Linked DNA regions of Mus musculus: all the other regions are linked to region 3. The links are chromatin loops, found by intact Hi-C in ENCODE. Cell type or tissue: gastrocnemius. All regions are shown on one strand. Region 1 has its middle 9.0 kb from the start of Actr10. Region 2 holds the start of Gm46355 (a long non-coding RNA gene). Region 3 has its middle 41 kb from the start of Gm32219. Region 4 overlaps Frmd6 (FERM domain containing 6). Region 5 has its middle 5.1 kb from the start of Gm24474. Region 6 holds the start of Gm32369 (a long non-coding RNA gene).

What was found. A loop is a pair of places that touch in the nucleus more often than their neighbours do. Peaks named below come from ENCODE experiments on the same cell type or tissue, not always from the same donor. Only the 100,000 strongest peaks of a DNase experiment are listed, where the experiment ranks them.
Region 1: a loop joins it to region 3, with 4 times the contacts of the local background. A loop is called at or near these places in 35 of 42 quality-filtered maps.
Region 2: a loop joins it to region 3, with 15 times the contacts of the local background. A loop is called at or near these places in 41 of 42 quality-filtered maps.
Region 4: a loop joins it to region 3, with 4 times the contacts of the local background. A loop is called at or near these places in 7 of 42 quality-filtered maps.
Region 5: a loop joins it to region 3, with 3 times the contacts of the local background. A loop is called at or near these places in 6 of 42 quality-filtered maps.
Region 6: it touches region 3 in a loop (2.9-fold over the local background); 4 of 42 quality-filtered maps call a loop at or near these places.

The regions. Positions count from the first base shown.
Region 1 is chr12:70,926,368-70,931,367 of GRCm38, reverse strand. No RefSeq gene overlaps it. Among named protein-coding and RNA genes, the nearest start is that of Actr10, 9.0 kb to the left of the region's middle. In gastrocnemius, a CTCF peak has its summit at 1,879 (motif pointing right); no DNase peak of the experiment used is centred here.
Region 2 is chr12:70,909,098-70,914,097 of GRCm38, reverse strand. Gm32664 (a long non-coding RNA gene) reads right to left here. Exons shown (of 4, transcript XR_381658.4): 4 at 4,318-4,502. Gm46355 (a long non-coding RNA gene) reads left to right here and starts at 1,944. Exons shown (of 2, transcript XR_001780623.2): 1 at 1,944-2,340; 2 at 3,348-4,645. It overlaps Gm10457 (a long non-coding RNA gene), which reads right to left and starts at 2,211. Exons shown (of 2, transcript XR_003950189.1): 1 at 1,336-2,211; 2 at 1-1,166. In gastrocnemius, CTCF peaks have their summits at 493 (motif pointing left), 2,840 (motif pointing right) and 3,673 (motif pointing right); DNase peaks (open chromatin) are centred at 499, 1,791, 2,864 and 3,688; H3K4me3 peaks cover 196 bases; H3K27ac peaks cover 1,448 bases.
Region 3 is chr12:70,492,651-70,497,650 of GRCm38, reverse strand. No RefSeq gene overlaps it. Among named protein-coding and RNA genes, the nearest start is that of Gm32219, 41 kb to the left of the region's middle. In gastrocnemius, CTCF peaks have their summits at 1,945 (motif pointing left) and 2,674 (motif pointing left); DNase peaks (open chromatin) are centred at 1,969, 2,195, 2,653, 3,774 and 1 more place; H3K27ac peaks cover 2,082 bases.
Region 4 is chr12:70,892,138-70,897,137 of GRCm38, reverse strand. Frmd6 (FERM domain containing 6) reads right to left here. Exons shown (of 14, transcript NM_028127.3): 11 at 3,196-3,531; 12 at 2,130-2,261. Among named protein-coding and RNA genes, the nearest start is that of Gm32664, 8.8 kb to the left of the region's middle. In gastrocnemius, no CTCF peak of the experiment used is centred here; DNase peaks (open chromatin) are centred at 1,743, 2,046 and 2,197; H3K27ac peaks cover 1,186 bases.
Region 5 is chr12:70,652,367-70,657,366 of GRCm38, reverse strand. No RefSeq gene overlaps it. Among named protein-coding and RNA genes, the nearest start is that of Gm24474, 5.1 kb to the right of the region's middle. In gastrocnemius, a CTCF peak has its summit at 4,433 (motif pointing right); DNase peaks (open chromatin) are centred at 385 and 2,684; H3K27ac peaks cover 2,551 bases.
Region 6 is chr12:70,681,560-70,686,559 of GRCm38, reverse strand. It overlaps Gm32369 (a long non-coding RNA gene), which reads left to right and starts at 4,345. Exons shown (of 3, transcript XR_003950187.1): 1 at 4,345-4,807. In gastrocnemius, no CTCF peak of the experiment used is centred here; DNase peaks (open chromatin) are centred at 975 and 2,014.

The DNA.
Region 1 (5,000 bases), 430 kb before region 3:
ATTTCAGGAGTCTGACCCTGAGTATGTATTTTAAGCATATTTAAGCACAGCACAATCTGGTGAAAACTTTACTGGTGATAATAAATTCAATCCCACATGCACAATGAAGCACAACGTAAGCTGAATAAAGGTTGGATATGATTACATCAAAACTCATTATAAAGTATGTGTGACACCTTTTATAAAGTTAGGTTCTATAGATGTGACACCTTCTAGAAAGATGGGTTCTATAGGTTGACAGAGAAAAAATAAGTTCACAATAAGGGTCTGGGGAGGCTCTGTGTGGTCTTGGCCACACAGATAGTGCAAAGATCACCAGACTGTTAACCATGTCTGCTCCCAGCCTTGTGGGCAGATAACAGGTTACGCATCCCTTCCTTTGAAGAAACAACCATGTGTGTTTAACATTTCAGGTATCTCTAGTGCTTATCTGTGAGCACAAAAACCTCCATGCCTCCGACATCCACAAGTGTGTCTGGATTTTTTATTTAGTTCTATTGATCAATATAAGTCTGTTTTATGGCAGTGCAAAGCTATTTTCATTACTATAGCTCTGTAGTACAACTTGAAACCTGGATGGTAATATCTCCAGAAGTATTATCATTATCATTATTATTATTGTTGTTGTTCAGAATTGTTTTAGCTATCATGTGTGTCTGTACAAAGCTGAAATTTTTCCTATAGGCGTACATTTTTTTGCAACCTACTTTTTTTTAAAAGATTTTATTTATTTATTATATATAAGTACACTGTCGCTGTCTTCAGACACTCCAGAAGAGGGAGTCAGATTTTGTTACGGATGGTTGTGAGCCACCATGTGGTTGCTGGGATTTGAACTCCGGACCTTCGGAAGAGCAGTCGGGTGCTCTTACCCACTGAGCCATCTCACCAGCCCACAACCTACTTTTAATAAGGCTTCAACCTCTCTCCTAGCCCACCACCCAGCAGAGGTAATGGAAGAGAAATGGTATTAGGATTTGGGAGAAGTGGACCTGTTCAGCAATAGTTCTTTGGGGGCAAGCTTGATCTTCTTTGGCAGCAGTTCCGTCCTGTACACCAAATACGATTCAGCAGCTGCAGATGAATTCTCTAGGTAGGCAGACACCAGGCACAAACTGGCAGCTACAGTCCAGTTCTTTCAGCCAGACTAGCCAACCAGCCCGAGACGAGGCTGCAGAAGCAGCAAGCTGCTGCTGAAACCTTACAGCACTTCTTGGGTGAATTTCTTCTCTCAATGGCAGTATTGCTACAAGTTGAGCTCAACGACACTATGTAAAGCAAACCAATACATGTCTGTCTTTAGCAAAGAATAGCATGGTGGAGCAAACCAAACCAAAGCTCAGTGCCCATCCCTCAGTGTCTGTGAGGTCATATTTGTACTCTTTCATCAAGCCTCCTTTCACGTGTCTGCTGTATCAAAACATCCTTTCACCTGTGTCTGCGTCCTCAAAACAGCCTTCATGTGTTTGCTTTAGCAAAACATCCTTTCGCCTGTATGCCCCAGCAAAACATCATTTTGATATAACTTTTCAAAGAAACTACAAGTTTCCACTTCATCTTTCTTTTAATTTCTGTGAAGAACTGTATTGGAATTTTGATGGGCATTGCCTTGAATCTGAAGATTGCTTTTGGTGGGATAGTCATTTTTAGTCTGTCTCTTATAAATAGGAAAGCTATTGATTTTGTGTGTTAATTTTTTATCTGGTACTTTACTGAAAGAGTTTATTGGTTGTAGAAATTTCCTGGTGGAGTTTTTTAGGATCTTTTATGTATAAAATCATATCATCTGCAAATAAAGACACTTTCTTCATATTTGTTTATTATTATTATTATTGAGTGTTCTGTCTGCATGTACACCTACATACCAGAAGATGGCATCAGATCCCGTTTTAGATGGTCATAAACAATCGTGTAGTTTCTGGGAATTGAGCTCAGGACCTCTGGGAGATCAGCCAATGAGCCATCTCTCCAGCCCTTTTCCCCCTATTTGTATCTACTCGATCTTCCTTAATTGTCTTACTTAAGATTTCAAGTACTGCTGGGCGGTGGTGGTGCACGCCTTTAATCCTAGTACTTGGGAGGCAGAGGCAGGCGGATTTCTGAGTTCGAGGCCAACCTGGTCTACAGAGTGAGTTCCAGGACAGCCAGGGCTACACAAAGAAATCCTGTCTCAACCCCCCTTCCCCCCCCCCAAAAAGAGAAGACTTCAAGTACTATATTGAATAGGTTTGGAAAGAGTGAACATCCTTGTCTTATTCCTGATTTTAGTGAAAGGGCTTTGAGTTTTATGTTAGATGGGCTTGGTGTATATTGCTTTTATTATGTTGAGCTATGCTCCTCGTATCTCCAAGACTGTTTATAACAGAGGGCTTTTTGTCAAAGGCCTTTTCTGCATTTAATTAAGTGATCATATAGTTTTTGTCTTTCAGCCTATTTATATGGTAGATTATGTTTATCTATTTATAGATGTTGTACCACCCCGTATCTCTGGGATAAAACCTGCTTGATCATGGTGGATGTTTTGATATATTCTTGGATTTAGTTTTTAAGTTAAAATTGAGAATTTTTATACCTATGTTTACAAGAGAAATTGGTCTGTCATTTTCTTTCTTGTAATTTTTGTTTGGTTTAGTTATCAGGGTAATTGTAATCTCCTAAAAAGGCAATGTTCAATCAGTTTCTATTTTGCAGAACAATTTGAGGCGTTCTGGTGTCAGTTCTTTGAAAGGCGGGGAGACTTCTGTGCTGAATCCATCTGGCCCTGGGATTTGCTTGGTTAGGAGACTTAATTACTACTTATATTTAAATATGGGCCTATTTAGGATATGGGCCTATTTAAATTGCTTTTCTGATCTTGATTTAACTTATCAAGAAATTTATCCATTTAAAAAATGTTTTACAGACCTTTTTTTTTTTTTTTAGATAGAATCTCCCTCTATAGTCCTGTAGTGGCTATAACTCACTATGTGGACCAGGCTGGCCTCGAACTCACAGAGATCTGCTTGCATCTGCCTCTCAAGTGCTGGGATTAAAGGCATGCACCACCAGGCTTGGCAGAGTCCATGCTTTTCAAGTATGTCCTTAAGATTCCCTGGATTTCCTCAACGTCTATTGAGATTTCCATCTTTAGTTTTATTAATTTGGATCTGTCTTTCAGTTAATTTGATTAGAGGCTTATTAATCTTACTGATTTTTCTCAAAGACCAACTCTTTGTTTCACTGATTCTGTGTAGTATTTTACTTTCCTTGTTTCTATTTTGTTGGTCTCAGCCCTGAGTTTGATGATTTCTTATTGTCTACTCCCTTTGAGGGTTTTATTATTATTATTATTTATTCTAGAGCTTTCAGGTTTCCTCTTGTCTTAGTTACGGTTTCACTGCTGTGAACAGACATCATGACAAAGGCAAGTCTTATAAAAAACAACATTTAATTGAGGCTGGCTTACAGGTTCAGTCAATCCATTATCATCAAAGAGGGAGCACAGCAGAATCTAGGCAGGCATGGCACAGGAGGAGCTGAGAGTTCTACGTCTTCATCCAAAGGCTGCTAGTGGAAGACTAACTTCCAGGCAACTAGGGTGAGGATCTTATGCCCACACCCACAGTGACACACCTATTCCAACCAGGTCACACCTATTCCAACAAGACCATACCTCCAAATGGTGCCACTCCCTGGCCTAAGAATATACAAACCATCACACCTGTTAACTTGCTAATACAATCTTCCAAGTTTTGTGTTTTTTAAAATGTAGTCAGTCAGTGCTATGAACTCGCCTCTTAGAGCTGCCTTCATTGTGTCCTGTAGGTTTGTGTATGTTGTATTTTCCTTTTTGTTCCAATAATTAAATAATGTTTTAATTATTTCCTTCCTGATTTCTGATGATCCAGTTTTCATTCAGTAGTGAGTTATTCAATCTTCATGCCTTTGTAAGCATTTTGTTGTTTCTGCTGTTGTTGTTTTGGTTTTTCGACACAGGGTTTCTTTGTGTAGCCCTGGCTGTCCTGGAACTCACTTTGTAGACCAGGCTGGCCTCAAACTCAGAAATCCACCTGCCTCTGCCTCCCAAGTGCTGGGATTAAAGGCATGGGTCACCATCAACCTTTTTTTTTTTTTAATATCCAACTTTAATCCATGATAGTTAGTTAGAATACAGGGTATTACTTCAATTTTCTTTTCAAGTATATTGTCAGCTTTGGACAAAGTTCCATGAGGTACTGAGAAGAAGGTATATTCTTTTGTGTTTGAGTGAAATGTTCTGTAGATATCTGCTAGGTCCATTTGATTGATGATGTTGTTTAACTCCAGCATTTCTCTGTTTAGTAGTTTAGTTGTCAGGGTGACCTATCTATTGGTGAGAGTGGGGTATTAAAGTCACACATTATCACTGTGTAAGGGTCCATATGTGATTTTAGCTGTAGTAGTGCTCCTTTTATACACTTGGATGTTCTTGTGCGTGGTGCATAGATGTTTAGAATGGCGATACCCTCTTGGTGGAGTTTTCTTTTGAAGAGTATGTAGGGGGAGGGTTAGTGCCAGAGTCAGCCGGGTGCCTCCACCCAGGTCCTCATACTCAAGAGCGTCACTGAGGGCAGTCATGTGATGAAGCTGGACCCAAACCCTGAAAAGAGAACTCACCATACCTGCCCAAATGGTTAGGTAAGCAGTGCCCCCCAGCACTGTACAGGGTCTCTCTGCCATTAGGCTTTTTCTGTTTGTTTGTTTTTTAAGATTTATTTATTTTATGTGTATGAGTACACTGTAGCTGTCTTCAGACACACCCACCAGAAGAGGGCATCAAATCCCTTCACAGATGTTTGTGAGCCACCATGTGGTTGCTGGGAATTGAACTCAGGACCTCTGGAATAGCAGCCAGTGCTCTTAACCGCTGAGCCGTCTCTCCAGCCCCCTTTTCCCTATTTGTATCTACTTGATCTTCTTCAATTGTCTTATTGCATTAGGTCCTATTTCTGTGCAGGCATCACACACAGACTCCTATGTAC
Region 2 (5,000 bases), 420 kb before region 3:
CTTGTCTTTGTTTCCACACAATCAGGTCTCCCAACTCCAACATGAGCTGTGTGTGTGTGTGTGTGTGTGTGTGGGGGGGCTCTCTTCCATCGATCAGGGAACATCTGAGCACTGGTGAGGTTTTAAAATTCATGAATTCCTTGCCAGATGTGATTGCTCACATCTGTAATTCCAGCGCTCGGGAGGGTCACCATGGATTTGAGGTTACCACGGGCTACAGAGTAAGACTCTATCTCAACAAAACAAAACAACAAAAAAGCCAAACCCTTTCTCTGTCTGTCAAACAGATTGGAATATATTCCTTCTTCCTCTCCCACCATCAAAGGCATGCATTTACACTTCTCTCCCTGTCCCCTGCTTCAGCATGTCTATACACATACACCATCTATCTCCTGTGGCTGTACCAGTCCTGGCAAGATAGGAGTGGAATTTAATCTGCATCCTTTCTCAGACACACCCAAGCCTGACTCTGCCAGTCCTCAGCGCCCAGGCTCCCTGCTGCCCTCTGCTGGCGGGGGTGTTCATTTTCTTTTCAAGTCCTCCCTACTTGCATAAGGCACGTTAGGAAACCTAGAGTATCTGCAGTGGGTGGCTGGTAAATCTCATTTTGCAAACAGGAGACTATTAGGATTGCATGAGGGAATCACAGGCCCAGTGCTTACATTAGGTGATGATATCTTTCCCAAGAAACTGCAAAATGTGGTATAGATGCAAGAATAAATGGTTGGAAATATACATCTGGAAATGGGGTAGTCAGAACCCATACCTCCAGATGAAACCGTAGTAGTTAAGAAACCAAGGAAAACTCCTTTGGACCCTACCTCAGTGCCGTCAATGACCATTTTAGCCCCCAGTGAGACACGGGCCTCTCCACTGAGGCACTTTCTGTTCACCAGGCTGCTTGCAGGTCTGTGCTGATCCTGATAAGTGTGAATGGGTAGAGGAGTGTGGCTAGGGTGAGGAAAAAATTGTCCTTAGAGAGGCATGCTGATGAGAGTGGAGGAACTGTAAGTCACCTGCAGGGACCACAGTACTTCTTTGCTGCTGGAGAGCTTGGCCACAGAGGGTGAAGGAGACGCTCGTACCAGAAACAGTTTCGAGATCTCAGGGTACTTTGCATAGGCCACCAAAGGGCTGGAGCTCCCGCTGGAAGCAGTGGAGAGGCCCTGGAGATTTCAGGAAAGGCAGTTCAAAAATGTACACAGATCCCTCTGAGATGGGGAGGCAGATTTCCATGCATCTCCCTGTACATGTGGAGACAGGTTAGGATGACAGTGCAGTAGTTTAAGAACAAGACAATGGTGGCTAGAAGCAGGATGCTGGTGAAATAAATACCTGGAAACATCTGGGAGACCCACATAAGAGGGTCTACTAAATGGCCGACTGTCAAGTATCAAGGATGACTTCTGGGCAGGAGACAAAGCTTAGACAGAGAGCAGTTGCCCAGTGGCTCTGTCTTTAGTTCTCAACACTGAAAAAAAAAGGTTATTTCCAAATTATCTCCAAATTTCTGGCTTAAGGGGGTGAGGGACGGGGCCAGACCGTGGCCTCACAAGCTGATAGGGAGACTCCCAGGCGGAGTTAGTTTAGAAGTGAATGTTGTGATAATGATCTGAGGTGCTCTAAATACAGGGAGGTAGAGGTGACTAGCAGGTATCCAAGGCTGGGGGCTGGGGGGTGGTATGGCTAGGCTCCCTCTGTACTGGGAGACGGCACTGGATAGGTGCAGTTCAAACCATGAAGTGGTTGAAGTCAAGAGATGGAAGTCACGGAGGGCAGTCTGGGAGCAGACCTGGGAAGGGACCAGAGATGCTGCTGGTGGAAGCCAGAAGGGAGACTGGGGGATGACCTTCGAGGTAGAAAGAGCACAGAAGGGCTTGTTGTCATAGCAACGAGTGACAAGAGCTCCCAAAGAGGAAGCATTCGCTAACAGGCAGCGTTCCATCACAGTGTAGCCTGGAAACCTCCTCAAGAGTTTGGTAATGAGGAGGTTGCAGAGGCAGAGGGTAGCAGGTGAACGGGAAATGGAGTTGAGAAAGCAGAGACGGTTGGGATGGATACCTTCTGGGACTGTACGCTAAAGGGAGGATGGACAGATGGACAGAGGGCAGAGAGTCTCTTCTGCTTCTGTGTTTTGATTGTGTGTTGGTTTAAAAAGGAGATCTTCTGTCATGGACTGAGAGGAGGAAGTGAGTTCAGGACATGAACTGAAGGGCGTCTTAACGCGGGTGAAGGGGCGTGGTCCTAAATGGTAGGAAGAGACAGGGCAGCAGTAAATGGTGACTGCAGGTGCGCATGCAACATCGTGCAGGGCAGAAGAAAGAGCGTCAAGATGGGCGAGTGAGTAGAGATGACTTTTGGTTTTTTTTTTTTTGTTGTTGTTGTTTTGTTTTTTTCGAGACAGGGTTTCTCTGTATAGCTCTGGCTGTCCTGGAACTCACTCTGTAGACCAGGTTGGCCTCGAACTCAGAAATCCGCCTGCCTCTGCCTCCCGAGTGCTGGGATTAAAGGCGTGCGCCACCATGCCCGGCTAGAGATGACTTTTAAAGTGAGAGGGGGGAGAGACGTGGTAAGGAGCTCTGGGTACTCTCGCAGAAGACCCGGGTTTGGTTCTCACATGGTGGTTCACAGTTTTCTCTAACTTCAGCTCCGAGGATCTGACCTTGGCCTTTTCTGGCCTCCATGGGCACTGAAGATATGTGTTACATTTGCACACATGCAAGCAAAACATACCCATAAAATAAAAAACAAATAAGCCTTAAAGTGAGAGAGAAGTAGATGCAAAGCAACCGAACAGAGGCACAAAGACTGGAGGTGAGGTACTCAGAGGGTTCTAGTGACCACCAGAGGGCAGTGTGGACCGCAGTGTGAGCACTGAAGGAAGGCTGACCGGGACCGGGGCTAGGTGGCCTTGGGCAAACAGTCTGATCTTCCCTGAGACTCTTTCTCTTTTGGAAAATGAGGACTATAAAAGGACCTCCCTCAGCTGGGCAGTGCCCTTAATCCCAGCACTCGGGAGGCAGACACAGGTCAGTCTCTGTGAGTTTGAGGCCAGTCTGGTATACAGAGTGAGTTCCAGGACAGCCAGAGCTACATGGAGAAACCTGATCTCAAAAATCTAAAACTAACCAACCAACCAAAAGAACTCCCCTCCCAGAAGTGCTTCATGTGTTAAGTAATTTCTTCTGTGTGAATGTGACTGGTAGTGGAGAGAAGCCAGCAGGAAATCAAAGCGCTAAGCCAAGGACAGCCTTTGGGTTTGGTGTCTTTCTCTGCTTCTCACAGGTCTGAAGTTGACTCCGGGGTAGAGGGCCATTCACATATCTTTCTTTACTTTGTCCTTCAAGCATCCAGCCTAGTGCTGGACTTACAGAAGGCCTTCAGCGGTGTGTTAGGTAACTGGCTAAATGAACCACACACAGTCACCATCTACCTCTCCAGACTCCTGACTGGAAAGAGCTCACTGCAAGGGCACCATCCTGACCTCTGCCTTCACAACCCAGGAGTCACCAGGCCAAAGGATGGCCACACAGGACCATGGAATCTATTCGCTGATACAACCTCGTTAGCTAGTCCTAGGCTTGGCCAGGGCCGCTGTGAATGAAGTTCAGGGGGCGTTTCCAAGCCTATCATTTATACATTGACCCCTGGAGCTGCTCTTGTGCATTACTCTCTTCGACCACCAGAGGTCAGGCTGCAGTCAGAACAGGCAGGGCCCAGAAAAGCCCAGCTCTGACTGAGGTCCTCCCTGCCCCGCAGGGCAGTTCATCTAGACCCACCCAGGCTTGCCTAACACCCAATAGTGACAGCAGGATTCCTTTCCTGTTTGTCACCGACGTGAGCAGAAACAAAAGAAGCTACTTGCAATCTGATTACAGCTCCAGAAAACCGTTCCCCTTTCCCACATATCATGCTTGGGAATCGCTCATCTGCCAACCAAGGAAGTGAGGGAGATGCTCTAAGAGCCAATTCCTTGCTTTGCTCACCGTTTGGAAACACAGGGTGGGACCAGGAATCTGTACGCCATGCCATCGCTGCCTCTGGTTTTGTTCACCAGTCCTGAACAGTTAGTGCTGTGAGCGACATCTACCTAGGGCTGTCTCTAAGCTGAGCCTTTGACTGGGGTCCTGCCCAAGACGGAATTATGGTTTCCCTCAGGCCTGTAAACCTCAGAATGTGGGGTTCCGGGAACATTTGAAGACATACAATTGCATTTGGTCACATAAACACCTAGCCGGGATGAAAGAGAATTCTCACTGTCCGGTGCAGAACGAAGACCACCTGGAGCCGTCCGCCCTCCCCACCCACCCTCAGTGCTCAGCGTCTTCTGATCACTTCCGAGAGCTGCTTTCCTATTTCATCCGATCTGATGTGCTTCTGTCTTCCCCAGAGCAAAACCATCTTGTACTGCGCTTCAGCTCTCTGCTCAAGATAATCCTTGCTTGTTGTCCATCGGTGAGGAAAACTCAATGCACAGCACGACCACCCTGGGGCACCAGCAGCTTCCGAGGATGGAATTGGAGGAAAGTTAACACCGAGTAGGCAAAATCCATCCTAAGATCAGCCCCACTCAGAAAAACAAAACAAAACAAAACAAAAAATGTGTAATTTAGGATGAATACAAGTCTCTTCCTCTTCTTGTTCATCTACGGCTAAGTTTTCTACCATAGCCAAACGTTATTATAGTCACTTATCTAAATCCATATGTCTGCTGTTCTACATATCTGATCAGAAGCTGCATAGGGGTGCATGTACACCTGGTCCAGTAGGGTTTCCACGAGGGGTCAGACGGGTGCCTGTATCGCTGCTCTGGTCTGCACCCCTGGAAGACTATGGTTAGTACGTCTATTAGCAAGCTTTCTCAGAGCCTACACTGTGATGATGTAAGAGGAGACCAACCATCAGAAAATAGTAAATAAATGGGTTAGTGAGTCAGAATTGGAGGTTAGGACAGGTGCTATTGACAAGCCTCTACAGGGTAAAGACACAATAGAAGCCAG
Region 3 (5,000 bases):
TCAGAGCACCGGAGCAGAAATGCGGGAGAAGGAAACAGCATACAGACATCTCAGTCTGTGTGTGTGTGTGGGGGGGGGGGGGGGGGAAGGGGTCTAAAGCAGCAGTGTCGCAGAGTAGAACAAAGTTCAGAGCAGGGGCGGGGAAGGGGTGGGGGATACTTATGAAGCTACTAATCTGGAGCCATGGAAGGCTGAGGGGGGGCTTGGCAGGCAGGGAGGACTATTGAGGTCGTGGCACAGCATGATCTACCAGATAGAAAGGGGTGCGCTAGAGGCAACGGGAAGGCAAGAGCAGACGCAGGTCCTTGGACACGGAGAAATGCTGGTATTTCATTCAGTGCCCAGCGGGAAGGCCGTAGGGTTGGGGTAGGAGATCCCATCCGAGTCTCACACTTTTAAAGGTTCTGTGTCTCCTGAATGGAGTGTGTGCCCTATGAAGTGTAAGGGTAGACAAGTATCAGGGTGTAACAAATTCACCCCAGAGCTCCAAACTTGCCTAGATCTGCTCTTGCTCACTAGCCCCTCCACAGTCCAGGGAGACAGATAGGTCGGGGGAGAGCCTTCTTGCTAACAGAGTTCAAATCTGCCCCTTGGGGGAAATTTGCGTAATCTACAGTTTTATTACCAGCTCTGTCCCTAGCGATGAGGATTTAGGAGGAAAGAGCCCTCAAAACCACACGGGGTCTCTGACCACTTTGCTCCTGGTCCTCAGTGGTATCGTTAGGGGAGGCAGCTGAGACTGCAGCTGGTAGACATTATTGTCTCTCCCTCCCTTTCAGATGCATGGGTCCCCGGTGGCTCTCCGACTGCCTCCCTCCCTCCTTTCAGCCCTCACTGGCTTTATAGGCCCCAGTGCCTCTAGACCCTTGTGTCAGCAGGCCCACGGGGGTACTCTGACTCTCAACCCCGTGTTTTTATATCCTGAGAGAAAAGATGAAGGTAGAGGGACACGGTTGTACTGTCATTCTCTCAGACATCTCTAGCTCACCCTCCAGGGTGGCCAAGTTTTTAGAAAACTTAAAACTCCAGCAAAAGCCACGTGTGGTGCGTGGTATACGCCTTTAATCCAAGCACATGGGAGGCAGAGATAGTTGGATTTCTGTGAGTTCAAGATCAGCCTGATTAGCAAAGTGAGTTCCAGGTCAGTCAAAGCTATATAGAGTGAGACACTATTTTAAAAACAAACAATAGCAAAAAATAAAATACATACAAACTATGTAATTGTCAAATAAGAAAATTAATCAATAAAAAGAAAACTAAATTTAAAGAAAAAATCTAGTGAGAAAGACAGCAGATGGACATTTGGGAGCCAGCAGTATACAGATGGTGGCTTAGTGTAGGGCAGATAGAATAAGACATTCTCTCCTGGACTGTGGACAGTGCACCAGAGGCCAAAGTCTCCGTGGGTCAACTCTTACGAGGACAAATGAGAAGAAACAAATCTCAACCAAACTCCAGATCTACCTCAAGGCAAACTCTTGGGTGTCACAGGACGTTTAAAATCGGGGAACAGCCACTGTGACTTTAGGCTTGATCAGAGGAGAGGAGAGGAGAGACAGGTACTTAGAACTAGATCATTGTTATTCCTTGAGTTTTTATTCCAGAGAAAGTTACTGGTGTTTATTTGGAACAGTTATAAAGAAAACCACCCACAAGGCAGGAAACCGGCAAGAAACAGCGCACACTCTAGAATCTTTTGGATTTTAACACGCGGACTCTTTAATCAAGAAGTTGCTTATAGAGTGGGCTCTTCAGCTACTCAAAATAGTCCATGGTTTTATTTGGGGCTCTGCACCTAAACATTTTTGTTGTTGTTGTTAATACGATGGGGAGAAAAGAATACATAGACCTCTTTATCCTAATTGCTAGTCAAGAATGGGAGCACAGAGAAAGGAGGGATTAAAAACCGAAAGGCTATTTGCAAGGAAATAGCTCCACCTGCTGATATGGGCTTCCGTGGGTGAGATGTGAAGGGTTTTTTGTTTGTTTGTTTGTTTGTTTGTATGTATGATTATATTTTATTGGATATTTTATTTATTTACATTTCCAAAGTTATCCCCTTTCCCGATTTACCCCCAGAGAAGTCCCTTATTCCATTCCCCCTCCTCCTGCTCCTATGAGGGTGTGCCCCTACCTGCCCACCCACTCCTGCCTTCCTTCCCTAGCATTCCCCTACCCTGGGGCATTGAGCCTTTAAGGGACCAAGGGTCTCTTCTCCTGTTGATTCCCAATAAGGCCATCCTCTGTTACATGTGCAGCTGGAGCCATGGGCCCCTCCCTCCATGTGTAGTCTTTCTTAGTTGGTGGTTTAGACTCTGGGAGCTCTGGTTGTTGATATTGTTGTTCTTCCTATGAGGTTGCAAGCTCCTTCAGCTCCTTCAGTCCTTTCTCTAACTCCTCCCCTGGGGACTCCATGATCAGAAGGAAAGGCCATCCAAAGACTGCCCCACCTGGGGATCCATCCCATATACAGTCACCAAAAGCAAACACTATTGTGGATGCCAAGAAATGCATGCTGACAGGAGCCTAATATAGTTGTCTTCTGAGAGGCTCTGCCAGAGTCTGACATATACAGTGGCGGAAGCTCTCAGGCAACCACTGGACTGTGAGTTCTTTTCCAGACATTTTACTACTTAACAAACGCAACCTTCGTGCTCCCTCTAGAGGCCAACAGATGGATAACATCTCTGCAGAAGAATATCCTAAACTCTGCAGTTTCATTTTACTGTTAATTACATTTGCTCTTAGACAATTTCAGCAGGGCATATTGACCACTCTCACTGTGCCCTGTTCCCAGATCTCCCTACCAACCCTGTCCACCACATCCCCATCCTTTCCTCAAATCTTTCTTTTGGGGTCATGTCTTCACTTCCTTTTGTGACCCACTGAGTTAAACTGGTGCCATCTGTGTGATGTGATCACTGGCTCGGAGCTGGAGTCTTGTAGGCTGAGCAGTGGGTACACGATTAATGTTCAGTGGTACAGGACAGGGCCCTGTGGCCCCTCCCCTTCTATGACTGACAGGGCCAATCTTGCGTGCGCCCCTTGCAAATAACCAGTTACTATGAGTTAAGGATTGCAAATGTTGGTCTAACGAATGGCATTTCCTTGCCCGCCACGCCATCTTTGAAACTTTACACACTGCATTCCCCCTCTTCCTTAAGGGAAGTGGTCTAAAAGACTTGTTTAGAGCTGACGCCTCTCTCTCTCTCTCTCTCTCTCTCTCTCTCTCTCTCTCTCTCTGCACAGCACGCTCAGGCACTTTGAAAGCTAGCCCGCTGGGGTGGGGATGAGCGGGCAATTGAGACTCAGTCTCAGTTTGCTTTCTTTACATCATACAACCTTCATACAATTGTGTCCTATCGTCTACAATATGGCTTTATCCTCTTATTTCTGGTTAGGCGACCAAGAGAACCAACAAGAGCCTGTATTGGTTTGGAGGCCTCCAGTGTATCCTGACAAGAGCCTGTGTAGGTATCCCACACAAGAACTGGGAACTGTATTTAGTAACACACTGCTTCATGGCGCAGTCCCATCGGAGCCAGCAGGGTAGCAGTCTTCAGCTCTCTTTTATATGTTTGGTTACAAGATAATAGGCTTGCATATGGCTTCCTTTTGCTCTTTGTCCAAGGCAATCAATCCTCTCCCTTCTTTAACACCATCCTCTCCCCAGTCCTCCCGCCTTGTTTAAATTTCCACAGTGTTTCTCCTCTATAATTTTCTTCCTCCCTATAATTTTATTTTGCTTATGTTCTTACTATCCCCCATCATGTAAGGTGCCCCTCCCCCACGACCTCTTCCCAGTGTCCTGGCTCTCACAAGCACTCCTTGTTAATGAACAGACAGCCACCAAAGCAAAACAAAAAGCCAAACACCAAGAAAACAACAACAACAAAATTAAACAACAGGCTTCAGAGCTAAACAGGGATCTCAAAAGATGAAATCCAGATGGTAAGAAAACACTTGAGATGGTTTTTGGCATCCTTGGCTGTCAGGGAAAGGCAACTAAACTATTTAAAGATTCCATCTCATCCCAGTCAGAACCGTCACCATCAAGGTTGTGATTCTCCAAGGAACAGAGCTGGTGGAATGAATCTATACTAAAGGGGTACTTATTAGATTGGCGTGCAGAGTATGATCTGGGTGGTCCAACAGTGACCATCTCACGCCAGAGAGGCCAAGAACCTATTAGTTGCTCAGTTCCCGTGGCTGGATGTCTAAGCGGTCTCAATCTGGCACTGAAGGTTCCAAGAGAGCCACTGGCCTTCATGGCACCCTGGAAGACAAAAGCTAGGTCCTAATATCAGCAAAGCAATGCAGCAAGATAGACAAACCTACCAAGGAGAGTGAAAGAAAGCAAGTGGGCCAAAGCAAGGGTTCTTTCTTCCATCCTTTATGTCTGTGGCCACTGGAAGGTGCTGCCTGAGTTCAGGGTGGGAAACCCCACTTCAGATAATCTGATAAAGAACATCCCTCACAGGGAGCCCAGCAGATTGCCCTTTAGTTAATTTCAGGGCTACTTGAGCTGACAGTGAAGATTAGCCAACTCAACAAGGACATCATCATTCCTAGGCGAGTCTGGTCTCTGAATGTAGAGCCACAGGGAAAGTGAAGTGCCTCGTAATTCTAATGGAAGGAATCCCAGGGTTAGGCTCTGTCCACCTGCATCCAGCAGCTGAACTTCAGAAACAAGTCCTGGAGCCAAGGACAGTGAACCTTAATGAAGCCCCAGAGCCAGTCTTCAAGGTTTCAGTACAGCGGTGCCGTGTAGCATCGAGACCATGCTTATAACGCTCCATCTGGTCCTAACGGCGTCACATCGAAACAGACACTGGTGACAGCTGAACAGGTGTACCATCTCCTAGCTGTGGGCTCAGTTTGGGTACCAGTGTTTTATAAACACACAGCTGGAAGGCAAATTTCCCTAGCTTTCGAGCTGATTGCTGCGGTAGTTCACTGTTGTTGCAGAACAGACACCAGAACATCATTGGTTGCCAGAA
Region 4 (5,000 bases), 400 kb before region 3:
GAGTGAGCCATTTATAATGTTAGATGCAGGTCTTAGCTGTAAAGAGGCCTCTTTACCCCATCTGCAAGACTCCCTTCTCTCCACGCATCTCGGAGTGGAGCACCAATATCATCTAGTTTTGTTTCCACGTGGACAGATGTGGGATGCTGACCTCTGCAGTCAGATGAGCCAGGACTGGAATCTGCCCAGATAATTAACCGGTTGTGTATCCAGGCCAGTTCTTAATCCGTCCCATATCTCATTAGCTTCCTTTTATATCCGGGCTACTCTCAACTAGCTTTTCAGGGATGACTAAAGAGTTGTGGCCCACAAGGGTTGGGCGCTCCTGCTGGTCAACAGACCACTGTGACCTCCGCCCCCACAGCAGACGCCAGTGGGAAGAGCCTAGGATGCAGAGAGACGCATGGAGAATTGAGCACTGGGTCTCAGAGGTCAGCACAGCCTCTGTGCTGCGAGGAAACCTCAATTTTCAGAACTAGAAATCTAAGGCTGACATTCTGACTTTAGCATGTAAGTGATGTGTCTCTCCAAAAAAATGTTTCCAGCTCCAGCTGGGTATCAGACTGAACACCACTGGAGTTTTCATTGCCAGTTGATGAAACAAGTGAGGACTGGCAGGACAGGCATAAGGACAATTGCTTCAGAGGGGCGGGGTCCCCCACCTTCCAGGAAGCTTTTACTCAGCCACTGCTAGCAGCCCAAAGCCTAGCACGCACCTTGTAAATACACAGAACGCAGTGACTTGTGAAGCTGCTTCTGGCTCACACACCATGGTTTAGAACGCTTGGGTGACGATCACGTTTGGGCGTGGTACACACTGCACTGCCAGAAGCTTGCTCTATAGACTCACGAGGAGCGTGCACCCCAGATCCCACAGGACTGAGGGGCTCTGCACTGGCAGGGATACAGTATGATTGATTGTGTGTGGGCTCTCTGGTGTCCTTGGCTCCTCTGCCTGCGAACGATCTCCTCCAAGCTCATATCACCACTAAAGAAGTCAAAACTCAAGCATGGCTGCCTCCATCTGAATCTGAGGTCAGGGTCCAAAAGCAAGGCTCATGTGGCAGAGATGCTGGACATTAGGGTGAAGCAAGGAAAATCCTGGAAGTCCCCAAGGCCCCAAAGTCACATTTTACATGGTCTGTGTCTTAGTTACATCACTTTTACATAATTTGTGCTTTTCTGGCCTAGCTTTTGAATTCTGCATAGTATCCTTTGGCAAATCTCATGTAAAGTCTGGTGTCTAGTGATCAGGCAATTCAACTATCCACTGTTTGTTTTCTCTTTCATTATTAAAAAGGCATATACATGTTTATTGAATATTATTAATAGTCATTCTATTTAAATTATATTTCTATTTGAAACTACAAAATTAATAATCTCATAAAACTGAATGCAGAAACATGATATGAGGAACTTTCCAGTGGCCCATGTACTCTACTTTCCTAGGCATTTTGGTATATGCTACTTTAAATCATTTCCTTTTTACAAACACAAACATGTAGCACTTCCTTTACATTTAATATGTAAGGAGACAAGTCAATATAATAAATAGAATGGGTAGGAGAATCAAGGTCGGTCTAGCATCATGAACCCGGTGTGGTGGGGGCGAGGACTCCCCATCTACAGGTTTGGCCTGTTTACCATGGCTCAGGCTGAACGTCTACAAGCTGTGCTTGGGCTGAGTGAGCCAATGCACTCCCACAGAGAACTGTCCCCTGTACTCTTGTCCAGGAAGAGCCAGGATGGCAGCAGCCGTGTGTCTGTGTAGTTCCCCTCTGACAACTGATGCTCAAAGCTGACAGTGGCTGAAGGACAACCGTCCAGGGCCCCTTCCCAGTGCCGGCTCCCCAAGTCTTAAGCCTGAGCAACAGAGGAGTCTGATTCGTGACATGTGGTAAAAGCTTAGATCAAACCCACACTGCTGGCTTCAGAGAAACGTGCACTACAGAACATTGATACAACCCTGGTGCCCTCACCCATCTCTTCCACAGAAGGCACCTGGCCCGGGATCAGGCCACCTGCAGTGGCTCTTCTCCCTGGTGGATTCAGAGTCCCCACCACCGTCCTATTTTTAGAGGTGCCTGCCTGGGGGCTTCTGCAGGCAACAGCTTGCCCTAAGAGCTCACCTGAGTGTCCGTTCAGCTTCCTCGACAGGAGCATATCTTCCGTGATGTAGATACACATCTCTGGGCTGACTTCCAGCGACTCTTCAGGCATCGGCTCCAGGTCCCTGGGGTCATCCACCAGCATCTCGATTTCTGAGACGTAGGCGGGGAAGAAGACAGTTAATGACCCAAAGGGAAACGAAGACCACAGCCCACAGCCACAGCACACATGTGAGGGCAGCCAGGTAGACGTTCACATCTGGGAACCCTAGGGACGAATTCTCAGTGTGACATGCTCCCTTCTGAACTGTCGTTACGGCACGACCTCTCACGCCATGCTTGATATCAATTACTCTACTCTCTAAGGAAGAGGAGAAGCTGTATGGTCTTGCTGCCATGCCCCAGGGCCCATGGATGCTGATGGGTCACTAGCGCTGGGGCCAGAACTGCTGACCCACGCCCACCTGCCCACCCACCTCCCACGGCAGCTGCCTCAGAGCTGCAGGAAGCACTCAGGAGCCTGACTTGCCGTGCAGTGTTTCTTAAGAGAGTTAATAGGCTTTTTTCATCAACCCCAGATGCTATAGATCTAATGTGAAATAGAAATGGGCTTAAAAAGAAGCACATGGATGCTAAATCTGCCTGACACAAGCTGGGACCTGTTACTTTATCTCAGCGGAGAGTAATTTCCTGGCAGCCAGGTTCTGTAGTTCTTCTATACTCCCTGTAGTTTTGGTTAAAAGGTAGAGCCCTCAAGAAACACTTTGGGAGTTAATACCATGTACTGGATGCAATTTTCTTTTTTAGAGAAAGAGGAGGATACTGGGCGCTGTGGACCTAACCACTGCCTCACTTCTTACGGGGATGAGAAACGTAAGGCATAAGGGCTACAGGGTTTCTGTCCCCTTCATGTCCCACAATCCGCCAACCCTATAGTTGCAAAGGTCCGTAACAGACACAGGCAACACAATCAGGTCACTGGGGAGGCAGCAAAGACGACTTCTCTCTCATCATCACTTAGTTACTTCCCAGACGACAGGGCTACAAGACCAACACGTGAGTGAGTAGCCGTAGTGACAGAAGTTACCCTCATCTTGCGAGTCCTCTTCCAGGCGGTCTTTGCCTCCACTCTCAACCCCAGAGGTGTGGGAGCTGCCGTGGCTGGTCATGGAGCTGCAGGTCTTCAGCTTCCGGTGCATGGCGCTGCCTGAACAGCTGTCTTCCGGCCCTGGGTCCCGGGGCTTGGTGTCTGCCTCGATGCCGGAGGTGTGGGAGCTGCTGTGGCTGGCCGTGGAGTGGCGGGACAGGCGCTTATGCTTCACGCTGCCAGCGCTGCTCCCACTGGCTCGGGACCGCTTTTCCAGCGGGTCCATGTCAAGGTCCAGGTTGTCGCTGATGTAGGATTCCCGGTACTGCTTTTTCTCTGTGTGGGAGAACACAGCTCAGCGGCATACTCTACCAAGCCAGGCCACGGACGGTGTCAGGCTGAGATCAAGGGCAGCCTCTCTGATCTAGTGACTGGGGCATTCTGGGAACTGGAGCTTGACACAGAACACTATACAAGGAGAAAACACCAGGGCAGCAGAGCAGGGGGTCTGGGTGGAGGTAGGCTTTAGAATGAAGCTTCAATATAGAGAAGTGGGCTCCTCAGAGTGTCATGGCATGCCCCTTCCTGTCTGTTCACTGCGACCGTCCAATGTGATACAAGTTCAAAACTGAGAGCACCTAACACCTTGCAGAGCAACTCGACATTGCAGGACAGCCACGACAGGCTTCCGAATTCTGCAAAGCTGTCAGAAAACAGCATGTTACATACAATCAGGTCCTCCACACTCTGTCAGTGTGCTGACTGCTGTCCATGTTACATGCCTCTATGTTCAGTTTGGCTCCTGATGCCTTTAGGTGCTAAACCTAACAAGACAGAGTTGTTCAGGAAATCTCTTTCGAAGACTCTAAAACTTAGCTTTTCAAAAGTAATCCAAGACTGGCTTTCTCCTGTTTGGCCAAACAATGAGGCGTTATCTACCATGGTCATCATTACTGGTTTAGGGACATACCAGGTGCCCTCTGATTGGTAAAAGTCCTCAAATTTAACAGATCAGTGTTGTTGTTGATACGGTCAAAGTCAGACCCTGGAAAGCCAGACATTAAGAAACATTCTTGACAAACACTGAGCTAAACACACTCAAAGTTACGAGTCTCAGCTGAATGGTGGTGGTGGTGGTGGTGGTGGTGGGGCGCTGTGCTCAGAGCGGAATACCTATTACATCTCGGGTGAGAAAAATGTCAGAGAAACAGTCTATCCTCCTTGTCTTACTACTGAGGAGAAAGAAACACAGTAGAGCAATGCTAAGGACAGAGTACATTGGAGGAACATTAAACTGATGTAATTTTAGACTAGCAGTCTAGCTGGAATCTCGGGGGCTTCTTAATAGACATACTTGCCCTGCTTCTTGGCTAGGTGGGGTCATTCGCAGCCCTGATGTCTGCACACAGCCCTGAACCTGCACCCCCACCTGCTCTCCAGAGGAAAATGGGTGGCAGAAGAGAGAACAGAGGTCTGGCAGATGCAGCCCTGTGCCTCCTTCTGAGCACAAGGCATATTGCCAGGATACCCATGCTCTCTACAGAGTCTGTTTTGGAATATAATGTAGTAAGTGTGGCTTCTTGGCCTGCGACCCATGGATGTTCTAGGAACTGCAGCCTAACTGTAACTGTTTTCATGACTCAAGGCATCTTTCTTCCCCTCTTACCCCCACGGCAGTGTTCTTGTGATCACCGTCTATAAAAATGGCGAGACGGCAGTATCTTAGAAAGGTACATAGAAGTGAAATGTAAGAACACTCCTTCTTTTTATGCTCAACTAATGCCATAAAAGGGCTTTTCTGGTTA
Region 5 (5,000 bases), 160 kb before region 3:
GAACCATCCAACTCTCTGAGTTCTCCTCACCATACTGCCTGCCTTCTGGTAGACCCAGAAGGAAAATGCAATTAAAAATTATAAAACACAATTTGAATAAACAAAATAAAACACGATACAAATTAAGGCCAGTTCCTGAAGTAAGAAAACAAAAGATCCTGCTCACATATGCTCAAAGCTGTTTCTGATTTACTGACTGAATGGCTCGCTCCAGCAAACGTTTGGACAGCCCATGTGACAGCAGGCATGCTAACACTTTCCAGTCAAGAGCCTTGGAGATTCCTTGGTCAGTCCACACCTGCTGTTCTAACCACACTGGCCACTTTTGGGAGCCTCAGGTTTAAGTTTCCGCAGTCCAAGAAGTGTAGTAACAGCCAGCTTGGGTGCTCAAAGAAAACAGGTTCTGAGGAGAGTCAACTTGGGGCCCAGGTGGCACATTTCCTGCAGTGTCTGTCCCTCCCCCGGGCTTTGCACTTTTGAAGATGACAGGCACTTGGCACTTTCCCCCCTTTTGGATTGTAGCTGTAAGCCTGCAGAGTGTGACCTTCTTAAAATGACGGCAGCATGAATGTGATCCAGGCTTTGAACTTGAGGCCTCTTAGCCTGAAGAGATGATGCATGCTAATATCTTCACCTTCAGAGTTCTACATGTGGCTCCGCAGACATTAATTACTATTATTTGTCTTGCATCTTTATTAGCATATGTTAATTGTACAACGAAGTGAGCTTCATGGCTTTTACATGTATGAATATAATGCATTTTGCTCATATTCCTTCCTTTAGTGGTCTTTCTTATGGCCCCCTTCCCTTATAGCTCCCCCTTTTCACATCCCTGGAGTCCCCCTTTTAATTTCATGTGCTTCTCTTTTTAACTCTCTGCAGTAGATTCTACAGATGGGTGGAAACATTATCCAATCAATAAACGTACTGTGGGCTTAACCAGCCATTCTCAGAGAAGGAAGTACAAACGGCTAATGAATACAAAGCAATGTTTAACACCCTAACCCACCAGGGAAGAGGAAGTCAAAACTGCACTGAGATGCCTTCTCACCCTCGTCTGAATGGCTATGACCAAGAAAACAACAGATGCTGGTTAGGATGTGGGATGAGGAACCCTCACTCACTGCTGGAAGGGATAGACATCAGTACATACAATGCTGTGGGCATCTGCAGGGAGATTTCTCAAAGAAAATTACAAGTAAACGTGTGTATGACCCAGCCATACCCCTCCCCCGCTGAGCATCTACCCGAAGGACCACAGGTCAGCTCACCACAGAGGCACCGGCACACCCATCTTTATACAGCACTGTCCACAATGACCAAATTACAGAATCAGGGTAGGTGGCTAGCCACAGATGAATGGATAACAAAGAATGAATTTATAGCATTTGCAGGGAAAAGGATGAAATTGCATACATTTAAGTGACATCAGCCAGATCTTCAGAACTAGAGAATTCCTCATCGCAGTTCCTTTTGGTTTTTTGTTTGTTTGTTTGTTTGTTTGTTTGACATAGCGTTTGTCTCACCATGTAACCCCTGATGGCCTGGAACTTACTACATAGATCAGGTGAGTCACCATGGTCTTTTGGCCCATGTTTCCAGATTGCTGTGATTAGAGGTGTCTGCCATCATGACTGGCCTAGGAATTAATCATGACAGCTATGACTCAGCATGTTGAATGGACAGTCATTTACTGGACAATGCATTATAAGGTTTTCATTTACTGGAGGAAAGTGAGCAACAACCTTTACCACCACATCACGACTCCCTGCTCCCCGACACACAGCTACTATTCCTCCAGTGGACTGCCAGCCTTCCAGCTTCTTAGCAAAGAACTCATTTCAGCCTCACATGTGGGCCTGCTGCTCTCCCCTCCAGTAACCACTGCAGGATGAACATAGGCAGGTAGGTCATCACAGGTCTTTCTTTTCAACCAGTGTTTGGCAGGTTTTTTTTTTACCCAGCAGGCCAACATGCTGTGCTGGCTCGTTTGTGTCAACTTGACACAAGGTAGAGTCATTTAGGAAGAGAGGACTTCAATTAAGAAAATGCCTCTATCAGACTAACCTGTGGGCAAGCCTGTGGTCTATTTTCTTAGTTAGTGATTGATTGTGGGAGGGCCCAGCCCATCGTGGGTGGGGTTTGCTGGGGAAGGTGGTCCTGGGAGGTATGAGAAAGCAGAATGAGTAAGCTATCAGGAGGTCAGTAAGCAGCACCCTCCGCGCCCTCTCCTTCACTTCTTGCCTTGATTTCTTCAGGGATGGACTGTTACCTGAAAGCAAGATAAATCTTTTTTCTCCCTAAGTTGCTTTTGGTGACTGTGTTTCATCCCAGCAGTAGAAACCCTAAGTAAGATACAGGCAACATAGAAACAACTATAAAAATCCAAGTGGGAACTGGTCTCTCAACCTTTTTTTTCTCAGTTGCTAGTCTTGGTTTTCCTGCTTGGCCACAGACAATGACCTCAGCTATTCAGTGACCTTTCAATTATGTAGCCTCAGTTGTTACATAAATCCACGTTTATGTGTCAACTGTGTTTGTAAACCATGGCACCAGATTCCCAAGTTGCAACTGTGTTCCCTCACGGCTCTGCAACTTTTCAAGGCCTTGACAGTAACTTGGCCCTGACTCTTTCTCAACTCTGCTTGCCAACCTCCGATGACAGCTCAGCTTGGCTGTTGCCACAGCCTTCCCTCTAGCCTCCCTGAGTTGGGCTTCCTGCCCACCAGCTTGCATCTCAGGACAGTCTCTTCCTGGTCCCATCCCTCTCTCAATCAAGATTAGACAATGCATTGTTGGAGCCTATCAAATCCAAACACCCTTGCCCGACTTGTAAAGCTTCCATAGTCTCACTGCACCCATCTCCATTTTCTTCCTCAGAAAGGTCAATCCACTCCCACTGAACCATGAGGCTCTTCTCTCCAGTGGCAGCACTCCTTTCCAGCTGTCATTTCCCACCTCAGATGACCCCTTTCTTGTTTAGGTCCCCAGCTAGTTGTATTTTACCTAACACACAAAAAAAAGCCCAGTTCGAGTCTAAACTCTCTAAACAAATGGTCCCTACCTCTTCACTATGCACTGGTCACTTCTTTCTTTCTTATTGTGTGTACAAATAAACAATGGCATGCATAACAGTCGTGACGAGCCAACTTCTGCTGGACACTTCTTATGTGTCACGCTTTCTTGGGAAAAGCAACTTTATTATTTTTGATTACAGATGGAGAAACACGGGCCCAGGGGAAACAACGCAGCCAGGGTAACACCTGTGAGCTATTTGTTTCTCCCGTGCATTGCTTCATTCGCTCTCCACTGAGAGTGGAGACAAAGCTCAATGTTTCTTACAGAGCTGGGATGAGGCAGTGAGTCTACTATAAGGTATTGGTTCTGCTGGTCATTGATACACGCAAGTGATATACATCTTTTAAAATGCTTACCCGACAGGAGTTGTCTCATTTATCAAATGAGCAAATATCTGCTTTACAAAGAAGTCCTTTGGAGCCCAGAGATGAACAGTTAGTGGGAAACCATAATCTATAAATTCCCCTGTGTTATTTTATACGCTCCACATATGCTTGAAGTGTTTAAGATGGCATTCCATAGAGTTGTCAAGAACTATTAATGGGATTGGGTGGCATTTTAGGAGGGTCACTGGGCAGGGGCAGAGGTCACTGGCCAACATCTTGATTTTCTGATTTTGTTTTTCAAAATTACATGGCAGCAAGATTTTCTAAGAAGCAACCACATTTTTGTAGCACAGTATTAGAGTTTTCTTCATATCTCTTCCAATATATTTTTTTCTTTTAACAATCAAGGGAAGTAGAGAGATAAATTCAAAAAAGACAAATATCACAGTGTAACCATAAAGGAAGGAGGGAAAGGATCGAAGTTTAGATGAACATTTAACATTTATGACAATCACTCGCTTTTGTCCCTATACCTATTCTAGTTAACCGTGTACAAGCAAGAATTCATGAGATTTCCCCTTCTCCTACTTCAAATCAAAGCTTCACTAAAGGCCAAAATCATAGAGGAGAAACATTCTGTTTCAAGATTCTCAGCTTGTCTCAACTGTAGTTTATGAATTCCCAAGAAAACTCATAAGGAACTGGCAGTTGTAAACTGATACATCAGCTGAGAAGACAGATTCCATCCTACTTTGACTGTCTACTGACTAATGTTCCCTTTCACCCATGCTAAGAATTTTTCTAACTGATCAAAAAAGATCAGATGAGGAAAAAGAAAAGCATTTATAGACCTTGTTTCTTTGGTTTTCTTTCTGAAATTTTTTTCATTATTTGTTTTGTGTGTGTGTGTGTGTGTGTGTGTGTGTGTGTGTGTGTGTGTGTGTGTGTGTTTGTGTGTGCATACCCTGCTGAGTGTAGGTATGTGCACTGTGTGCATGCAGATGCCCTCCAAGGCCAGAAGAGGGCGCTGTATCTCCCGGAACTGCAGTGAGAGGCAGCAGTGAGCACCCAGTGTGTGTTTGGAACTGAAGGCAGCCCTGAGTGCTCCTAACTACTGCTCTGTCGATCCAGCCCCTCTATGTAGTTTCTTCTGGCCCCAGCTTATTGGGATCCCTTCACTTTTAATTGATGGTAGACCTTTCCATCTGATCTGGTAGTAATCTCAGTTTAGAAATAAACTGGGTTTCAAACTTAAAGCCACTTAGAGAAAAGAGTATTTCTTGGTAAATGGTAACATTTTGTATTTTTTTCCCAATTATAAAATAACATCAGCTCATTATGGAAAACTTGAACTACAAGTTCTTTATCCTTATTTATCAATTTCTTTGTGTGTGATTTTAGCTTTCCAGATCTAAATAAACCCCATTTCCCATGGTACACATTAGCACTTAATGTACAGTTTAGAAACATTTGAGATACTTATTTTGTATTTTATGTAGATCAGAGTGATCATTAGAGACATTTTTTCTACCTCCCTCCCTCTTTCTGCCATCTGCCTGTCTCTCAGTCTCTGTCTCCATCTTTCTCTCTCTGTCT
Region 6 (5,000 bases), 190 kb before region 3:
CTTGAAACTGAGTGGCAAGTAGCAGGCTCTCCATGAGCTGACTGTGTTGGCGGACAAACACGCAGGAAGACCAAGATGCCAGTTTTAGGAGCTGCCTCCAGCTGCCTTGTTCTGTGTGAGCTCAGACACGCTGATGTCTCCTAGATCTTTACATGATTTTCGTTTATGGTAGAATTTTGAAAAGAACATTGACCATGAATTATTCAGGGCCACCAGTTGCTATAGCCCCAGTATCTTCCAAATGGCCTCACATGGATCCCTGACTAGCTAGGATGTTAGAAACACTGGCACCACTTCCTCTCTGTTGCCCTAAGTGCCTGCACCAGTCAGGCTGCCCTGAGGCCACTGCAAAGCTGGGAACTGGAATTCTGGGCCAGATGTTCACGTGCACTGTCTCTGCTTTTCCCTCCAATAGAAACAGCGTTAGAGGCTGCTGCTCCCCCACCTCCTCCCTCTCATTATGTAACTAACATTTTATAGTTTCAAAAAATTCAGAAAATAAAAGGATAAAAACCATCACCAGCTTGCAATAACAATGGTAGCATTATAGTACACATTCCTTAGGCTTTTTCTATGCTGCTAGTTCTAAGTGAAATCATGTATATATGTATGCATTCTACCATATCATAAATATTACCTTTCCATGTTTATATACATAGATCTATATTATAGCTTTTGATGACTGGTTAATAGTCCAGGGCAAAATGTGCTTAGTTTATTTAATCAATTGCCTGTAGTTGGGCATTGCATGTGTTACTAGGTTACTGTTGATATAAACTAGATTCTTTATATAAACACCACTAAATACTGGTTAGATGCTTCCTTTTAGAGGAATTCTTCATAACGTAAGTGCCGGGCCAAATGCTGCCATTTAAAGGCTTTGATGTATCACATCAAAATTCTTCTATTCAAACTCCCTGCCAGCATCCGGCATCCCAGCAGGAAGCAGAACTACTCTGGTCCTCCCAGCTCAGCACAGGCACTACGAGTCCTTCAGCCCGTTCTGCTCTGGTTCTGACACATCACGTTTGCTGTTCTAACGGGGTGCTCGGTGTTCTCTCGCCTCCTTTCTGGAATCTTCCATCATCTCCTGGAGCCCCAATTTCGCTTGTGCTTCTCTCCTGCACCCGTAAACACGGACCCTGCACCTCCTGCGTGCAGGACACTGCTCCAAATGCTCCCCCACAGGCACAGGAGTGGGAAGTGACTGTGGGCCAGGCCCTGGGAGCTGGAGACGGAGCTTGGCAGAGGAGAAGACAATTGTGGCATCTTTATGGGGCGGTAGAGAGTGAAATGGGGGAGGGGAGATGCATCTAATGCAGAGAAAAGAGGGTCAGCAGAGCCAATGGTCTGCTGCTTAGATTTCTCACACTGTAGAGTTTAGGCTTTTGTTGTAGCTATGGCAGAGTCAAGGAAGGAACTCAAGCAGAGGCAGAGTGCATGGGTGGGTTCTTTGATGTTTGTGTTTGTTTTTGTTTTTGTCAACTTGATCCAAGCTAGAGTCCTCTGAGAAGAAGGAACCTCTATTGAGAAAACTCTTCCATCAGATTGATCTGTGGGGAAGTCTATGGGGGCATTTTCTTGATCAATTCTTGATATGAGAGGGCCTCGCCTCCACCACCCCACCCCCAACCCCCGTGGACAATGCCAAACTTGGGTAAACAGTCCTGGGTGGTATAAGAAAGCAGACTGTGCGAGCCACAGATAGCAAACCAGTAAGCACCACTCCGCTGCTCCGAGGTCCTGCCCTGCTTGAGTCCCTGCCTTGACTTCCCTCTATGATGGACTGTGATGGAGTGTGTAAGCCAAATAAATCTGTCCCCAAGTTGCTTTGGGTCACAGTGTGTATCATAGTAACAGAAACCTAACTAAGACGCAGGGCTTGAAACGGAGAAAGCTTATCAGCTCACGGTTCGCAGAGTTAGCTTTTGGCACTTGTATGGAGGAGTTAAGGGCGTAAGAAGGGAGAGATGGAGGCAGGACAAGCAAGGGAAAGACTGTGGGTCTACTGGTGTGGACAGTGAGTTGGAAGGAGGCCAGCAGCAATGGGGACTGGGAGCTGAGAAATGTGAGATGCAGTCTGCGGTGATAATGATGGAAAGCTCAAAGAGAGAGACTGGAAGAGAGGACGGGTTACGGAGGCTGTAGAAGACACGGGGGTGCATTTATGCTTGAACTAGTAGCACTTAAAGAACCAACTGGGCTTCAGTGGACACTTCCAAGAGGAAACTAAGTATGGACTCTGAAGAGACACAGGGAGGGGCAGTAGATACAGACAAAGGAGTTAATTGCCACTCAGAATCTACACATGTTCTGCGGCCACGTGCCACCCTCCACTAGCAATCGTGCCTTTATCCAGGCTTGGTGGATTTTATTCTAGACAGAACCTTTGTCTTTGTCTCTGACCTCTGAATCCCTGTTCTTCTCTTAGAAGTGCCTAGATGGTTATAAAAAAAGAATGGACCGGCCAGGTGTGGAGTTATAGGCCCTTGGTTCCAGCAGAGGATCCTTGAGTTGGATCTTGAGTTTGAAGTCAGCCTGGTCTATGGGGAGAGTTCCAGGACAGTCAGGTCTACACAGAGAAACCCTATCTCAAGTGAACAAGCAAGCAGGCAAGCAGGCAAGCAGGCAAGCAGGCAAGCAGGCAAGCAGGCAAGCAGGCAAGCAGGCAAGCAGGCAAGCAGGCAAGCAGGCAAGCAGGCAAGCAGGCAAGCAGGCAAGCAGGCAAGCAGGCAAGCAGGCAAGCAGGCAAGCAGGCAAGCAGGCAAGCAGGCAAGCAGGCAAGCAGGCAAGCAGGCAAGCAGGCAAGCAGGCAAGCAGGCAAGCAGGCAAGCAGGCAAGCAGGCAAGCAGGCAAGCAGGCAAGCAGGCAAGCAGGCAAGCAGGCAGGCAGGCAGGCAGGCAGGCAGGCAGGCAGGCAGGCAGGCAAGCAGGCAGGCAGGCAGGCAGGCAGGCAGGCAGGCAGGCAAGCAAGCAAGCAAGCAAGCAAACAAAAAAGAATGGACCAGCATAGCCAATTCATGTAAAAAAAATTGAAAATAAGCTCTCTGTTTTAAAATAAATGATAAGTACTTTTAACAATTAATGAAATAAGAGGTCATGAATTTGTAAGAGAGCAAGGATGGACAGAGGGGAGGGTTTGGAGGAGTAAAGGGGATAGAGAAATGATGCAATTATATTATAATATCAAGAAATAAATTGGAAAGATAAAAATACATTGGTTAGCATAATGAATTGGCCTACGCGTGGTGGACACTCCTCTAGGAGGGCATTCTGCCTCATAGCTAGAGATGTGTCAGCCACTGGGGCAAAGATTTCTGGCTTCAGTCTGAACTGTAAGAATGAGCTTCACTAGAGAACAGGCTCCCAAAGAGCAGGGTTAAGCCACGGGACCTGAAGAGGAAGGAGAGGTGTGGCTGCAGGTGCCACTGGCTCTTCAGCATCTCAGCTAGGATCTGAGTGACTCAACTAAGGTAACTGGCAGCCGCTGTCTAAATTTAAATAGAAACATTGTAAAAACAAATTTGGGCAAGCATAGTCCACTATGTTCTTTCCAGCAGCCTAATAAATCTTTGTCTAAAAGAAAATTGCTTTGAGTGTGGTGCTGAAAATGTGGTTGAGTGACAGCTCTCAGCTCCCGTTACCGCTCCCCCCTCCCACCCCACCCCCACCCCTGCCCCAGCAGCTTGCCTCCAGACTGGGAACACCTACTGTGGCCTGACTCAAAGTAGTACAGTCTCCTTCCTTGCCTGTCTACTCTCTTGTTAGACCTCCTCTCCCTGATGGGCCAAAGGAGAGATGTCTGAGGCTACCCAATACTACAGAGAATCCAATAGAAGTGTTGCCCACACTTCAAAGTAGATGCCTGTTTGCTGCCAGTCTGTCAGCAATGAGGTTCCACCCAAGCCAAAGTACAGTTAAGGAAACCTCTGTTATTTGCATACAAAATTTGGCTAGGAAGGAAATCGTCTAATTGAGATGGTGCTTAGTCCCGAGATAGATGCATGGCCTTCTCCTTTACAAATATGGGATTAGTTAGATATAAATCCTAAAACTAAAGGTTTCTGTAATAAGCCAGGAATCTGAGCTGTATAGAAAGATAGTGGGGGCACACGCCTTTAATCCCAGCACTTGGAAGGCAGAGGCAGCCTGAGTTCAAGGCCAGCCTGGTCTACAGAGTGAGTTTCAGGACAGTCAGGGCTACACAGAGAAACCCTGTCTAGAAAAAAAAAGAAAGAAAGAAAGAAAGAAAGAAAGAAAGAAAGAAAGAAAGAAAGAAAGGAAAAGAAAGAGAGAGGGGAAGGAAGGACAGAAGGAAGGAAGGAAGGAAGGAAGGAAGGAAGGAAGGAAGGAAGGAAAGAAGGAAGGAAGGAAGGAAGGAAGGAAGGAAGCGCAGAGGAGGTAACATTATCCCACAGAGAAGATGATGCGGAAGATGGGAATAAACAGCATCCCTCAGTAAAGTGAGGTTACATGGAGAGAATTGGTAACTACTGCTCTGGAATGCTTCTGGTTATAAATGCTCAAGGCGCTGACCACAAATGGTATGAACACCTCAAAGGAGACAGAAAGAGAAGGCACGGACAGATTCTGAGTTTCTGTTTCCAGTCTCTTATTCAGTATGTAGGGCGATGTTAAACCCACACCAGTCGACAATTTATGCAATGTCAGGGAAAGAGGCGCCTGCAGGGTACCGCTCAGTCACCTGGTTAGCCGGCAAGCTTCCCCAAAGCCTTTGCTGTGGCTTGGAAGGGCTTTGTCTCTTCAGATGATCCTTGCTGGGGCTTGGTCCTCCAGTGATGTGGAAGGTGAGGCTGTGGGGCCCCTGGGGTGTAGGGCCTTGTGGGTGGTGTCTGGGTTGTAGGCAGTGCGCCTCCAGGGGATCACAGGGCTCTAGCCTCTCTCTAGCTTCTTGTTTTGTTGCATGATCTCATCTTACCCACTGTGTTTCTGCCATGATGTCACAGCCCAGAGGCCCACACCAAGAGCCTAGCCAAAGCC